2 separate regions of the Homo sapiens genome follow, and region 1 is linked to region 2. The links are chromatin loops, found by intact Hi-C in ENCODE. Cell type or tissue: PC-3. All regions are shown on one strand. Each heading gives the region's core, and the rest is flanking DNA. Links, peaks and the distances in the headings are about the cores only. Region 1 overlaps LOC107986772 (a long non-coding RNA gene). Region 2 overlaps LOC124901595 (a long non-coding RNA gene).

The links. Hi-C counts contacts between places; a loop is a spot of excess contacts. Peaks named below come from ENCODE experiments on the same cell type or tissue, not always from the same donor. Only the 100,000 strongest peaks of a DNase experiment are listed, where the experiment ranks them.
Region 1: it touches region 2 in a loop (2.2-fold over the local background); 6 of 110 quality-filtered maps call a loop at or near these places.

Annotation. Positions count from the first base shown.
Region 1 is chr7:17,138,769-17,141,693 of GRCh38, forward strand. All of the region lies in intron 1 of LOC107986772 (a long non-coding RNA gene), which reads left to right. All of the region lies in intron 9 of LOC101927609 (a long non-coding RNA gene), which reads right to left. Among named protein-coding and RNA genes, the nearest start is that of AHR, 160 kb to the right of the region's middle. In PC-3, for the core only: no CTCF peak of the experiment used is centred there; DNase peaks (open chromatin) are centred at 843 and 1,863; H3K4me3 peaks cover 1,114 bases; H3K27ac peaks cover 2,500 bases.
Region 2 is chr7:17,043,329-17,046,253 of GRCh38, forward strand. It overlaps LOC124901595 (a long non-coding RNA gene), which reads right to left. Exons shown (of 4, transcript XR_007060239.1): 1 at 1-2,925. Among named protein-coding and RNA genes, the nearest start is that of AGR3, 160 kb to the left of the region's middle. In PC-3, for the core only: CTCF peaks have their summits at 1,309 and 1,517; no DNase peak of the experiment used is centred there.

The DNA.
Region 1 (2,925 bases), core at 313-2,812, 96 kb after region 2:
AGCTAGAGCGGGGAGGTAATAGTGATAGTTAAGAAACATGAACTAATCCAGCACAGGTTTGGGGTAGGTCAGGAGTAAGCAATAAGTAAAAAATTTGGCTAGATCTATATTTATTGAAGTCCTTAAAAATAGCCACCAAAGACTTTTGATTATTTTAACAAAGCTATCTAAGGCAAATTGGATGAAATATTAACATGATTGGGTTAAGAGGTCATCTCAGTTGTCTCTCTAGGTCTAGATTTCAAACGATAGTGTGCATACTTGTCTCTGGAGCAAATAAAAAAGCCAATGACTGTGACTAGGCCCAACCCTTGATTATGATTCACTTCATAAGCTATGGGGCCCAGAAATCCATATTTTTTATCAGGTGACTCTGTGCACATTAGTTTGAAGTTTGAGTGTCTAAGTGAAAGGAGAAAGCCTGACCTTGAGTGTGTCAGAAGAAATGGCTAATAGGTTATAGGTGAGATCAACCTGGCACTCTGACTGTAAAACCTGAATTTTTATACATGACTCAGTTTCAGTTCTGAGGCTTATTTTACTGAAGCATCAAAAACAATCAACGTTTCTTAAACTATACAGTGCTAATTCTCAGAATTGCTTCCTGAAGGTGACTGTAAAACTGAGCACTACCTTAACATACATGGTTTGTGGTTGGATCTAACAGGTTGGGACTAAATTGAGACTGCTTCTTATCCTCCTAATGTCTTAAAAGCCTGGTTGGGCTGCTAAGAGAGATTACAGGAAAAGAATACAGATGAGTTTGAATTCTCCCAGGGCAGGGATATTAACTAATTTGTCTCTTGTAACAGGGTCAATGTTTGTGGAATGAATAAATGAGTGAGTGAATGAATAAACAGGAAATGTGGTTGACTTTTGATGAAAGTTTATAGGACAGTCGTTCAAACACTATCAGAAAATCTAATGTCACCAATGTCCTATAAAATATTGTTCCAGGAAGGCGCTATGACTTTCTACCACAACTGGAAGCAAATGTAACACAAAAAGCAAAAACCTCCTTATTCTTTGTTGGCCTATATCTCCTATCCCAAAAAATACTTCCTTTTTCCTTGGAAAATTCTGGCAAAGATGTCATGAAGCTCCCCCTTAGAAGAGAGCCTCAAGGCAATACAGTTTGCTACAAGGCAAACTTTATTTGCTCCTAAGAATTGTAGCTGCAATAAACTCTGCATGAACAGTATTTACAAATATTCCATCACTTAGTGGAAAAAAATCTTGGGTGCTGCTAAGAATGTGTCTGGCTGGACAATGTTAAATTTTGGAAAACAACTATTTTCTAGGCTGTTTACTAGAATATAACTATCATCAAAATATATTCATGGAGCATTTTTTTTAAAACAGTGAGAATGCCTGTAGTTCAGTAGCTACTGAAGTAATCTCTCCTGTGAAAAGGAGGAGGCCAGCAATAAAGAACAGCATCTCTACATTTATACCCATACAGTATTATTTCTAATATGTTCGACTTGAATTCTCACTTAGATAAATAGATTCCATATGAACCTAATTAACTGGCGTTTCAGTTTCCAAAATGTTATGTAAAATGTAGTGTTTTAAATTGAAAAAATGCAGATGGGAATCTTGAAGGTGTTTGATTTATAGCTGATGCAACAGTTCCTTTTTCTGTTACAGCAGAATACTAACATTATGCTTAGATGATTTAAAGTAGATGCTGTTTATTTTATTTGACTTTCACTAGGATTATAAAGATGACAGTGCTCTACTACAGAAGAGATTTTCTTATTCTAACAGACAAATGCATTTCTAGCCATTATATCACGGCATACATTTTCACAATGTAAATAGCTATTTAATGGAAATGATGAGGCCACTAATGTAGACAAAGTAGCTATTGTCTGAGAGCCCCTGAGTCATCTTGTGTCACAGAAAATATAGTTATTAGTTTTAATCATAACCCTATGGCATTTTAGAAACCTTAGTATCTAACTTCAATATATAGAGATATATAATTAGGAAAATACTTAGACTTAAATTCCACATTGACTGGCATTATAAACTTTGCTTTCTAGTAATAATTAGATGGCTGATCAGAAACTATGTATTACATGGCCTTCCTTATGAAATGAGGCAGCTTTTAAAATTATGTATCATAGGCCAGCTGCAGTGGCTTATGCCTGTAATCCCAGCACTTTGGGAGGACGAGGCTGGTGGATCACCTGAGGTCAGGAGTTTGAGACCAGCCTCGCCAATAGGATGACACCCTGTCTCTACTAAAAATACAAAAATTAGCTGCGTGTGGTGGCATGCAGCTGTAGTCCCAGCTACTCTGGAGGCTGAAGCAGGAGAATTGCTTGAACCTGGGAGGCAGAGGTTGCAGTGAGCCGAAATTGTGCCATTGCACTCCAGCCTAGGTGACAGAGTGAGACTCCATCTCAAAAAAAAAAAAAAAAATGCATCATATACTATTTTAACAATGGTCAATTATCACAGTCAATTCCATTTAAAAGTAATTTTTGATGCAAAAATATGTCATATCGAACTATTTTCCTAATGGGTTACAATATTGACATTATATTCTTAGGCTCTTGCAAATTATAATTAAAGGTATATTCTATCTGGAAAATGAATGTGTCAGTGATTTCTTTCTTTTTTTTTTTTAGATAACTGTGTTTGCCATATGTTTATCATCTAGGCATATGCTGAACTGTTGTGTATGTTCAATAAATAATAAGAATATGAATGTATTTTAGATTTGCTTAGAAATATAATCAACATAGGCTGGGTGCAGTGGCTCACACCTGTGATCCTAGCACTTTGGGAGGCTGAGGCAGGCAGATCACCTGAGGACAGGAGTTCGAGACCAGCCTGGCCAACACGGTGACACCACGTCTCTACTAAAAATACAAAAATTAGCCAGGTGTGGTGGCATGCATCTTAGTCCCAGCT
Region 2 (2,925 bases), core at 252-2,751:
AGTCATGAGAGGTTTGGAGAGCAGTGATTAAGATCTAAACATGGACATACATGTTTCAGTGAAGTATCTTAACTTTATCAGCCCCTTAACCAAAGTCGAGTTATTTTTATTTGCTTTCTTTTTTGGATCTTTGCAGATGCTAACATCTTTCTTTCTCTTTCTCTTTCTTTCTTTCTTTCTTTTTCTTTCTTTCTTTCTTTCCTTCCTTCCTTCCTTCCTTCCTTCCTTCCTTCCTTCCTTCCTTCCTTCCTTCCTTCCTTCCTTCTTTCCTTCTTTCTTGATTTCTGAATGTGACAGAGAGTTCTGAGGAGGTGGGGAGCTTTCCTATGACCCATTTTCATTCTTTGAACCTAATTTAGCAACTTGTGTATACATTATTGTCTGTGTTTGTAAAATGCACAAACAATACTGCGACTTAAACACCAGATTCATACTAAGGAATTGATCCTTACACTAGTCAGAAAGCACTTGCCTAAAATGAATATACTCTGACATGGAAACTAAAGCTCTGTTTCTGGAGAGGGCAGAATAGAACCAGTGAGTGGAAATTATATAGACACAGATTTTAGCTCCATCTGAGGCACAGCGCATCGATAAGTAGCCATAGCATTCTTATTTCATGATGGAGCAGAGCTTGCTGTCTCTTGGATGGGTTTTCGAGTTGTTGGTGATGAGTTAATTATGTGGTGAGAGACCTTGTTTTCTGCCCTCTTTTCTGTTTGTCATCTGTCCTTTTTTCCTCCCCTCTTTTTTCCTTTTCTTCCCTTCTCTCTTTCCCTCTTTCCATTCAGTCTTCACACATGTATTAACGTCCTATTGTGTGTCAGATACTTTGCTTCTAAACCTAAAAGTCTGTTATTGAGAAGTAATAGTTAATTATGTGAAGAAAAACATTCAGTACTCCTTCTACTGAGAAGGGCTTGTCTCTATTTCCTTTCCACTTAACACTGACAATTTTAGAGCACATTAAAACTGAGGAAACTAGCAATGCTGTTTCAGAAATTAATTTTTAAAAGAAAACCAAAAGTCTTTTTTCCATTGATTATATATCTTAATTTGCTGCTGGAAGTAACCAGGCACCCACAGAAACAGCAAAAGGTGGACAATGAAAATTAGAAAGCATTTAAACCTGGGCACCTATCCCCAGTGAGCCTCTCCAGTTTTATCCCTGCAAAGAGTTAATGAAGGTAGAACAGAAGGGCAGAGCAAGCAGCTGTTTTAGTTTTTAGTGGGGACAATCAGTAGGATAAGAATGGACACATGTCAAGTTACCCCCCCTGCTGTCCTTAGATAAAAAGGCCTCTGAGACACAGACTGTGATGCCAAACCATGTCCATTCTGCCTGTCGTATGGAATGCCAATCCCTGAGATGGTAAGTTTTACAGCGGAGAAAGAGTTTATTCATGAGGCAGTCAAGCAAGGAGGTGGGAGAACAGGTCTCAAATCTGCTTCCCTAAAGATGGGATTTTAAGGATATTTATGAGACAGAGGAGTGAGGTAGTCTGAAGTATGAGGAAAAGTCATTGGCAGTAAAGAAGAGTGAGGTTATCAGTGAACTATGCAAGCATAGCCAAGCTTCATGGCTCTTCATAGGATGCATGTTCACATGGTGGTGGTGTTAGCATGATCTGTAGGTAGAACATCAAAAGTGTACCTATCGAACACTCAAGCAGGGTCAGTGGTCGCAAATGGCTTGAACTGGACTAGAGCTGACTCTAAGTTCCTGAAAAACAACTTCAGTAACCATCACCATGGTGACCTATATGTCAGAGATGTTATCTGTGAGGAAGCTAGTGCAAGTTCAGTTATATATTGCTTAGCCACATGACCTTTAGCTACATAGATTTTAAAATCAACTAAAGGCAAGTAGCTAAAAACAAGCAAGGCAGGTTAAGCTTGGCAGACCTAATCAGGTTAGCCCTTGGTTTCAACTGTAAGTTGTCTCCCAATAATCCACCTTCCCTTTCTCCATTTTAACAGAAATTTTAGTCTATCTTATGACCACTCAGAATCCCAGTCCCACTACGTAGCCCCGTCTCCCTTGCAGCAATATGATGCCATGTGTCTTAAGTTACGACCAATATGATAGAAGACAACTATCCCATGACAGCTTTTGGGAAACTTCCTTAAGACAGCTAATGTACACCGTGGCCCTTCCTCTCTTTGGCTTCTTCTCCATCCTGCTACCTGGAATGCAGATGCTACCATCTTGCACTGTGGGGTCCAGCTATGACAGAATGGTAGCTGGAAAGAACTAGGTCCCTGAAGAGATCATGGAATGGAGCTGCCATAATCATCCCAAATTGCCTCCTTTATACTTGTCCTCTCTAAGTAACGTTATTTTGTTATTTTAAAAACAATTCATAGTCAAACACAATCCCAACTAATATGGGCACCTTATAGGAAGGCTAAAGGCAGCCTGTCTCCATTTCTAAGATTGACACTTAGCATTCCTAGTAGTGGAGGAACATAGTTTTTCAGAAAGGTCTATAAATTATGCTTTTACTAGGGATTTTACCTATGTTTTTCTTCACTTCATCCTCATAGGTGGTACCAGGCTCAAACTATGAATGATAATATAATATGTTATCAGAGAGATAACATAGGAACTTCGTTTAAGTCTGGGAATTAAACACAGATCTACCTGACTCAAAACTTACATTTTTTTTTCTATCATTCTATATTGCCTTCTTGATATTCTGCTTTAAGATTCCTCCTCAGTCACATATTTCTATGGCTGATAGACTGGTTGGTATCCACTTAGCCAGTAGCTTTGAGAGAAGGCTCCAGAGTAGGTGAAAGAAGTTTTCCTTTGTATTAGCAAGTGAAGACCGATTTCCAATATAAAGAGAAAATGTCAAGTGTGACTTCTATTTGAGAAAGATTTGAAAATAAATGCTAGATCTGATTTTATATTATCTATAG